Linked DNA regions of Mus musculus: region 2 is linked to region 1. Evidence: chromatin contacts called from ENCODE Hi-C or POLR2A ChIA-PET data. All regions are on one chromosome and are shown on one strand. Each heading gives the region's core, a stretch centred on a gene start or an enhancer-like site at or near the end of the contact. The rest is flanking DNA. Distances are from core to core; before and after follow the strand shown. Region 1 holds the start of Agbl5 (ATP/GTP binding protein-like 5). Region 2 holds the start of Eif2b4 (eukaryotic translation initiation factor 2B, subunit 4 delta).

Region 1 (4,622 bases), core at 1,116-3,615:
CTTAGAACAAATGCTGGGAGCAGCAGAGGTACTACAGAATCCACAGTATAGTAGGGGGAAGAATGGGGTTAGCACCTGCTATGGGTAGAGTAATTCTCTGAAAAGCGCTGGTCTAGCTGGCTCAGCAGATCCTGGCAGTCACTGTAGGAGAAGGGGTAGCAGAAGGCGAAGAAGGTGGTGGCTCCCCGGCCCTCTACGAAACGGTGAACAAAGGATAGCACAAACTGTGTCTCTGTCATCTGGGGAGCAGAGGAGGAAGAGGGGGCAAACATGTCATCTGTGTCAGCACTGAGCTCCTCCTGTGGGGATGCTGGGAACTGACCTCATGCCTCTCTCACCTTTACCAACTCCCTCCCTCTGACACTCTCCACATGAGAACCAGCTTCTTCAGGCTTGCTGAAGCAGGGGCTCAGCTTGGACCCCAGCTAGGGGTGGAAGAAAGAAGATACTAAAAGCTGCCTGGTCCTCTCTCTCAAAAATGTGTTTCCTCTACCAACACCCAGTCTTCCCTCCTACTGGAGAACTTACCTCAAAGGTGGGCCGCTCTCTAATGCGTTCCCAGCGTGGCCGGGAAGGCAGTGTGCGCACAAAGGGGGCCATGCCCTGGGAATACAGTTTGCTTTGCTTGTTCATGTTCATAATGTTGATCTTGATAAGCTTTCCTGGAGTCCCTCCCCGGACACTGAAGTAGAACCATGACCTGAGAGCCAAAAGAGAGACCAGCTGTTGGCTGTGGGAGGGCCAGGGAGAGGATGTGGGGAAAGCTGAATCAAATCAAGTCCAAACAGCAAAGGGCTATCTGGTAAGGAGGGAAGGGGGGAGGGTTTACAAGAGATACTGTGCTGGTGCTCAAAGTCAATGCCTGACTATAGGATGCATCCAAGCACTCGGCCTTCCCACCCCCTGCAGTCCTCATACCTGTTGCCATTTTCATATTCCGTTTCAGCACAGTCAGGCCGGGTCCACACGTTGAACTCGTAGTCAGGGGAAGCAGCAGACCCACTAGCGGGGGCTGTTGCCACCCCTCCTACGCCTTCCCCATCACTAGACACAGTCTCCACCTTTTCCACATGGGCTAGGTTCCCTGAATCAAAGCGAGAACTGAACAGCAATCCCCCACAGCGCAGCTCCATGGTGGGGCTGGGAAAGCATCCTCTTGCCCCACACAGGCCCTGAGAGCTGGGGGGAAAAAAAATCAAAGTTGGGATAGGGAGGAAGGGCAGAAAATGAAACAATGTGTTTGGTATGTCTGGATAAATGAGAAATGTCTTTTCTACTCTATGAAGCAAAACGCTCTTATTCATAGAAAACCTGGAAGTAGCCTTTCAGTAAGATCAAGAGAAAGCACAACTCTGTCCCTGGACACCCAAGGAGTATGAGCGACCTAAAAACACCCTATTTTACTACATCACCACCGTTCCCCAATCGAATGCTCACTAGCTTCCTTAGTTGAGTTGGAAAACGCTAGATTCTCAAGCTTTTTAACAACCTAAGAGGCAGAGACTCGAGGTCGGGTGGTTGCCACTGACTCTATGAGGGAGAGGCCATATTAAAATTTCCTATATTGGCTTTGTACTGGACAGCCCGGAGCAAGAAGAACCAAGTTTCTAAGTGTAAATGGTAGCTTCCTTTCTTTACCTCTTTTGTCTTCACAAGCACCGACTGTAATTATACTCGTTTCTCGGAGACCTTGAAGAGCGTTGCTACCACCCCCTTCCTCTACTACGCCTATTATGAAAACGTAGCCTATGCCCGGCCAAAGCCACTTGCTCACCTGCCCTGAACCTCAGTTCCAATTAGGGTCTGTTTCCATCCTCCCGCCCTGTAGACACGAGCCCGTGCAAAAGCTACCCTCGAAGGTGTGGGTAACGGGCGTCCTAAGCACCCCTAGGAAGGCTGGGCCAGTAGAGTCCCGCTTGGAAGCAGCAGGCAGCTCCTCGATTCGCGAGGACCCTCGCGCTGCCTGGCTTGTCCAGGGCAGGGTGGGGTTTGGAAGCGTGGGAGGGGTCGAGACAGGTACACTGGCGGACAGGAAGGCGGGTCCTAGGGGTCAGAGGTGAGGCCACAGGAGCAGAGGGAGTCAACCAAAGGCGGGGTCGGCGGGCCGGCCGCGGCAGGCCGGGGGGCGGGGTGGCATTCGACGGGGGCTCCGGCAGAGCGGGCTGAGAAGGGGGCGGGGCCTGCCGGCGGGGCCGCAGTCCACGCGAAGCCCCTCACCTCTCTCCGGGCCGCTGCTCCCGCTCCCTCTCCCGCTAGCGAGGCGGCACCTCGGGCCCCGGCACCCGGGCCCTCCACCCGGGACCCACACAAAACCAGAGAGCCGCGGTGCCGGGACCCCACTCTGCCAGGAAACAAGAAGTCTCTTGCCTATTGGCCGCAGCTGCAGCTGGCTACCCGCCCAGTAAAGCGCACTGCCATTGGTCGCCACGCAGGGTTCCGTGCACGTTGGCAGGTACCTGTGAGGGGGCCGTTTGGGGGCTTCCGCGGGCCACCGCCGTGTGCGGCTCACTAGGCGTCTTCTCTGTAGGCGGTTAACGGCCCGCCTCCCCGAGGCGGGAAAGACAGAGCAGTGAGCAGGAAACAGGAAAAGACTTACCTGTGAATAAGAAAATAGCATGTGAAGCCGATCTTTGTTTACCGTGCTCCTAGCTCTACTGTGTAACGAAACGTGGACACAACAGATCATGAGCCTGATGGTGTGTAAAAGGAAGTGGAGGATGCGGGCATCGATCCCGCTACCTCTCGCATGCTAAGCGAGCGCTCTACCATTTGAGCTAATCCCCCAGCTGTAGTGCTGTACCTTCCTGTAACCTTTACAAGGTTTCCTGAGACTCAGTTTTCTAATGTAGTTCACAATATAAAGTAGGATGGAGCCCTCAGCAAGATTTTGAAACAGAGCCATGTAATACATACATAAGCAATAAGGACTTTTCTTGAAGTACATGTCACTATAGCTTTAACACCTAATATGCGAACAAGGTACGTTGTACTTCGACTACTTAACTGCTATATGTACTCAAGGGGTTTTCAACGTAGCCAGGAAAATACACTGCCTATCCTCAAGTAAGCGTTTCCCCCACGGAGCAATTGACCTAGGGTGTAGGTAAACTAAAAGTAGTGCACGAAGTCCTTCGAGCCGGAATCGAACCAGCGACCTAAGGATTACCATATTGTACTGACTACAGTCCTCCGCTCTACCAACTGAGCTATCGAAGGCCCCGCTGCGTCGGGCTGCTGCAGTTTTCCCTCTAATGCTTACCAAGATTTTTTTTTTTTCCCTAATGTGTTTCTGCGTAAACTAAAGGATCCCGGGCCAGAAGAAAGGCGGGCTTGCAGGCTCGCACCCTGCGGCAGGAGCTCGCCGTGAGCCGGATTGAGGCTAAAGCTGGGGCGGCCTTCCTCTCGCTAAGCAGACATTAGTTTCGGTGTTTGGGACTACGAATGCTGCTTCTGCTCCAGGTTTCCTTTGGTTTTCGGCGTGATGAAAGTATATAAAGCATGTTGTTCTGATGATGCGAAAGACATTCGCTCCGTCAGCTGAAGTGTCGGGGTCCATTCACCGAGACCCAGGCCAGAAGGGAAGACCGAGCCACGGGAGCGAGGGACCCCTATGCCCTGGACGCTGGGATGCAGCGGCGGCCCGGACTCCTACTCTCCGAGCCCACTGGCTGGGTGCAGTCCCAGGTCCTGCCCTAGTCGCTTATAACCTCGCTTTTATGGTCGAGGTCTGGGAAAGGTTTCCGCCCCACCTGGGCTTCACTGCCAACCAAGTGTCTTCTCTGCCGTGATGGGTTGACCCCTTATCTGGCTCACGTATTTGTTGCTCTTCCTCACAGGGCCAGCCCTCTATTGGCTCACAGAAAGCTCACCCATTTTTTTAAACAAAGGAACAAACTCAACGCCCAGGTCCTCTGTGCAGTCTGCTCTGACTGGCGGAGTGGTTGGGTCCAGGAACCCTCCCCCAGTCGCAGTTCTGAAACACCCAGCTAGGTAGAGAGGTGGTTTGAAATCTTACTTAGATTTCATTCTGATGGGGGGGGCGGGGGGGAGCGTGTTGCTACCGTGACCAAAACTCATCTGCCTATAGTTCTCAAGGCATGCCCTTAGCATTTGAAGCAGTTCATATTTCTCTCTTTCTCCTCCTCTCCTTCTTTTCCTCATTACAACCCCCTACCCCACTATCTGTCTCTCCCTTGTTTTATTTTTGTGAAGCCTTTAAAATTTGAGGTTCATATAACATACTTATCCCTTTGTTTCTCAAGTCTACAGCACCAAGTATTCCCAAAGGGGTCTTCCACCTACACTGATCAGGGAAAGTCCAAGTGAGCGTTTTAGTGACCTGTAGTACAATCACAATGTTGTACAAATGTCACCTCTCTATTAGAGGGCTTGTTTGTTTTTAATGTTCAGGCTGGAGCCCGGGACCAATTTTTTCTCCAACTCGAAGAGATTCGCCTGTTTCTGCATCCAGAATTCTGAGATCAGAGCATGCACCAGCACATCCCATCAAAACTTTTAAGTCACTAGGAAGAACATTCATTGCCTTTCAAGTAATCGCTCCCAGCTTCGCTTTCCTTCTTTCTCTGGCAACTACTTGTTAACCGGCTTCCAGTCTCGTTCTC
Region 2 (4,865 bases), core at 1,913-4,412, 300 kb before region 1:
CCCACACCCTCTCCTGCTTTAAGGCTCTGCCCTGACCTCTTTCTGAGCACAATCTTATACTCTTGACTCCGAAGACTGGTAACAGAAACATAAGGCAGTTCAAACTCCTGCAGCTTCCGTACAACTACAGATTAAAAAAGGAAAGTGTGATCAGACTAAAGAGGAAGGAAAGCCATGGACCTGCTTGGAGGAAATGTCCCATTCTCACAGCAGGAACTCACTGCCTGAAGCGCAAGCAGTAAAGGACAGCGACACTCACAAGAAAAGGCTCCATCTTCTTTTTCTCGAACAAGGAAGAGACTAAAATATCCGATCAAGTCATCTGGAAGATCCAGCTTTGCAGCCACAGCCTGGGAACAGGAAGTACAACTTAACCAACCAGCTATTTTAGTGCAGAGCCTAGTGTGCCCTGGGCACTTGGGCTGTCTTCAACAACCACCTCACCTCCAGGACATCTTCTGTCTGGTCAGAAGTTAGCACAGTTACCAGAACTTTCTGTCCATTGCTGAGCAGCACTTCCAAGGAAACCTCCTCTGTGGGCACCTGTTGGGTCTCCTGTGTGAATAAATGAGATGGGGGGCACTGCCTTGTTAATGCAGGTCTAGGGTCCAGCTTAGATGCATCCCATTTTCCAAACTCCCTCCGGTATCATCCTTAAATAAAGGCTGGCCTTTTCTTGACTTCAGCGGTACAGTAGAAGGTTTGTTCCATTAAAAAAAAAAAAAAAAAAAAAAAGGTGCCAGGAAATACCCGTGTAATTAAAATGACATGATCCCCCATCAGGTCCCTCTCTTAAATATGGGTTCTACCCAAAGCCTTACCTGTTGGGCCCGACGTAGAAAGCTATTAAAAGTCTCACTGCTCCCAAGCAATGGGTCTTGCCGAACTGTGGAGTCAAGAGAACAATATTCTAGTAACTTAAGACTCACTGTAGGCTTCCCCCGCCCAAGTCCTCTTAGTAGGTCCCCCAACCCCATTTCCTGGGCTGACGGTGGCCTGCCACACCCCCAGCTGGCCTCACCTCACACACTGTTTGCATAAATTCTTCACCTGCCCCACCCTTGGCTGCCATCTAGTTGAGTCCAGTCTACAGAACTAGGGAAATAACAATGATGTTAATCTGAAGCACATGAGATACAAAGTTCTCCCCACAAATTCCTCGTAATTCTACTATTGTACTAGTATTTCTCACAGAGATAAGTTTCCACATTTCTTTACTAATATGGAAAGTTTAAAGTCCGTGATGGCTATTCGCTTTGCTGGTTAAGTAACATCAGACCAGAGACTTCCTAAATCTAACCATTAAGATGGGGCGTTTGACAGAGCCACCTGACTTCAATCTCTCCCCGTGCGCTCACAGCAGCCTAGAGTTTACCCGTGCACTCACCAGCTTGCATGTACTTCTCCAACTGCTCTCTCCTCTGCTCCACCTCTGCAGGGGTCAAAGAGAACAGCTTCTTTGGGGGGAATGCAGGAACCACGTTGGCCCCATACTCCTTCCGAAGCTATGGCGAGAAAGAGATACAATTCTTCACATAACACAGGAACTGAGTGGTGACAACTAAGACTCACCCAAGTCCTCCTGGGTTCTTCTAACAACTCTTTAAAAGACGTGTGACAAAAGATGACTTTGGCAGAGTCAGGACCCCCAAAGATCTTAGGTATAAATTCTTGTATGTGTTCATGTGAAGACATTATAGGGTGATTTTTCATGGGGTCCTGGGTCCAGGAGCCCTTTGATTTACATAGCAAGACTGCTCAGTAGAGAACATTTATAGGGAACACTTATGTGCACAGATAATAAAGTCATAGCATACTCAAGTGTGTTGAAGGGACTTTGCTGATCCAAGAATCTACTTTTTATCTGGAGAAACTGAGGCGGGAAGAAATTAACTTGCTCAGGACTGACATCTAGTAGAAACAGGGCTCTCTAGAGATTCACTATCTATACAGAGCTCACTATCTGGTGAGGGGGGAAACATTTGGACATCTTATACACTGATGGGACCAAGAACACACAAGGAAAGCAGCGAATGGTTTGTATTAATCCGGGGAATGAATTCCCAAGTTATAGTTTAGGTGCCAGAAGGAATGTGCTTTGACTAACAGGGTTCAGTTTTTCCATGCAGGGGCAAAGGATGAAAAAGGAGACAGCTCAGAGAAGGAAGGATGTGTGAGTATAGGGAAGTACAGGAACTGTGAGAGACAAGCCGCTCAGAGAGTTTCCGGAAATGTCACGCTAACAAAGTCCACCTTCCACTGTAGCAGTGATTATAGGGTGATGTAATGAAAGGGGATTAATGTCCGTGGGTATGGAAGGGCTTGAAGCTGCATCTAGACAGGGTTGTTAGTCCCACCTGCTCGTGCAGCCCCAGAAGCTGGCTGTAGCGCACCCGACAGTGCAGGACTCCATTCACGTGAATGTTATAGGCCTGAGGACACAAAAGCAGGCAAACATCTCAGGATCGACGTGCAAACCACCTCTTGCCCCAGAAACCTGTCCGGAAGTTGCCTGACATATCCGTCTGCGCAACGCTCCGAGACTTCCCGGGATTTAGCCTGTTTTTCCCCCAGGGCCGGGTTTCAAGCAGAAGGCCCAGTCCCGAGGACACTCGGGCGCTTGTGCGGCAGTATCCCTCCCGGAGATGACAATAGTGCCCACCGCCAGAGCAGTCGCGGCCTGGCCGGGGAAAGAAGAACCTATTGGAGCTTGGGGTGGCTTAAGTACGAAACTGAGACATGAGATGGCTTCCAGTGAGGTTCGAAGGCTGGAGGCCGCTCCGAGAGCTCCGGCCCGTTATCCCCGCCCTGGCCCAGCTTCTAGCACCTCCTCACCACGTAGGCGGAGCCGCCGCTGTCCCCACTGCGGGACTCCGTTTCAGGAATGGAAAAGTGCATGTTCCCTAAGGCAGAGCTCCGTACTACCAGGTTCGCAGCGCCTCTGCTCGCTTGCCTCTGCCACTCAGCGCGTCTCCGCAGCCCAGCTCGCCATTTTGGTGGGCCTGAACTCCGAGGTGGGAAGGCTGTAGGATGACGGCTCTGCGAGCAGCAACCTCGGCATGCTGGGAGCTGTAGTCGAGCGCCGGAGACGCTCCTAATTGGGAACCCAACATCCTTTGGTCCTCACCGCGACCCGTAGTCCTGGGCGGGACCCAGTGCACGCCGGAAGTTGTAGTCCGCTGGGGACTGACTCCGCGGGAGGCATCAGGGGAGCCAGCAGCCCAGGTGGCGCTGTAGTGTGAGTGACCTCGGCGGGAGGAGCCTAGGACCCACAGTCATGGCTGCGGTGGCGGTGGCTGTTCGCGAAGGTGAGTGAAGGGCTAGATGCACCAAGTGGTAGAAGAGCAGATGAACACTGGATCGCTGATGCGGGGTCCGGAGCGCCTTTGGGCCTTGCCGCCGGGTTTCTGCACGTCGCGGGACTCTGGTTTACAAGATCTAGGGCGCAGCAGGGTGCTGCTTGCCGGCTGTTCCCAGAAGGGTGACTGACCCTTTTCCTCCCACGCCTGTCCTTTGATCCTGCCGCGCAGTGCGTCCCCACGCGGATCCCAGAGCGCCTCGCGCCCGGCAGCCGAGCTGTGGTCATGCCAACCCAGCAGCCAGCTGCGCCGACGAGTCTCCCCAAGTCCTCCCGGAGCCTGTCTGGCTCACTCTGTGCCCTGTTTTCTGATGCAGAATCGAGATCCGAGATGAAGACTGAACTTTCTCCTCGGCCCGGGGTAAGTGAGGGAGAGACCTCCTAAGTCGCCTGTCAAGAGCTACACAGAAAGCTGTGTCACCTTCATTTGGCCCCATCTCCCATCCTTTTCAGTTCATCTCTTAGTAGAACTGGGAGATTTTACAGAGCTTAACGGTGTGTGACTATGACTGAAGAAGTTTCTCTCCTTACTTACGTAGACTTGTAACAGAAGTCAGAGAGTGTTAGGAACTTAACCTTGGGGGAATCTAGTAAGCATCTTGATAAACCTTTGGAATGGCCTGGGGTAGAGCAGTTCCCGTGTCTGTGTCTCAGGCAGCAGGGCGGGAGTTGACCCAAGAAGAGAAGCTTCAGCTTCGAAAAGAAAAGAAACAGCAGAAGAAGAAACGGAAGGAGGAAAAGGGGGCAGACCAAGAAATTGGCTCTGCTGTGTCTGCAGCTCAACGGCAAGGTGCGGGGACGCTTTAAACGGCCGGGGGTAGGATGCTGGATGAGGGATTTGCAAAGGGAGATAGAACAAAGTTGGTTTGAGCAAGTACAAAAGCGGTTACTTGGAAGGCAGAGCCTGATGGTGCTGGCTGGTGGTGGCTTACAGCACACCTTTAACCCCAGCACTAAGGCCAAAGCAAAGGCAGGTGGATCTCTGATGAATTCCAGCCTCAGTCAAAAAAGGAAAAAAAAAAAAACTTAGATAAGGTAAAAGGGAAACTAAGGCCAAAGCAAAGACAGGTGGATCTCTGATGAATTCCAGCCTCAGTCAAGAAAGGGAAAAAAAATAGATAAAAGGGAAACTTTGGTTGGGGCAAAGAGATCACCGTCCTAGAGCCCAGGCACCTCTTCCCTCTGTATTTCATAGACCCAATCAGAGAACTCCCAGGACCTGGTAGTCAGCTGGGAGGTACTGCTGGGGAGAAACTTCCAGCTGGCCGGAGTAAGGCAGAACTTCGCGCCGAAAGGAGAGCCAAGCAGGAGGCAGAGCGGGCCCTGAAACAGGCAAGAAAAGGGGAACAAGGAGGCGTCCCTCCTCAGGCCTGCCCCAGCACTGCTGGAGAAACCACCTCAGGTATCTCTCTCCTCTTCATTCTCACACTCCACTTACCCAAACGCTCCCGTTTCGAGATGTATAGAGTCTTGAAAGCATCTCCCTAACTTTTAGGAGTGAAGCGTG

What was found. Hi-C counts contacts between places; a loop is a spot of excess contacts on that map. ChIA-PET counts read pairs that join two places held with the same protein, here RNA polymerase II (POLR2A).
Region 2: a map of regulatory T cell shows a loop between it and region 1 (3-fold over the local background). The contact joins the promoter of Eif2b4 here to the promoter of Agbl5 in region 1. A Hi-C loop is called at or near these places in 1 of 37 maps with a recorded cell type or tissue (regulatory T cell). POLR2A ChIA-PET finds 5 or more read pairs at or near these places in 4 of 5 experiments (Patski and embryonic stem cell).

What each region holds. Positions count from the first base shown.
Region 1 is chr5:30,886,677-30,891,298 of GRCm38, reverse strand. It overlaps Agbl5 (ATP/GTP binding protein-like 5), which reads right to left and starts at 2,365. Exons shown (of 16, transcript NM_001374737.1): 1 at 1,775-2,365; 2 at 919-1,179; 3 at 529-700; 4 at 76-239. The coding sequence starts at 1,133. It overlaps Gm35795 (a long non-coding RNA gene), which reads left to right and starts at 2,344. Exons shown (of 2, transcript XR_376844.2): 1 at 2,344-2,452; 2 at 3,305-4,622. n-TYgta9 (a tRNA gene) reads right to left here and starts at 3,216; the gene lies at 3,128-3,216. n-TAagc15 (a tRNA gene) reads right to left here and starts at 2,784; the gene lies at 2,712-2,784.
Region 2 is chr5:31,191,436-31,196,300 of GRCm38, reverse strand. Eif2b4 (eukaryotic translation initiation factor 2B, subunit 4 delta) reads left to right here and starts at 3,162. Exons shown (of 13, transcript NM_010122.2): 1 at 3,162-3,308; 2 at 3,676-3,719; 3 at 4,013-4,148; 4 at 4,554-4,760; 5 at 4,854-4,865. The coding sequence starts at 3,278. Snx17 (sorting nexin 17) reads right to left here and starts at 2,997. Exons shown (of 15, transcript NM_153680.2): 1 at 2,836-2,997; 2 at 2,358-2,432; 3 at 1,388-1,505; 4 at 822-886; 5 at 445-555; 6 at 260-350; 7 at 37-124. The coding sequence starts at 2,898.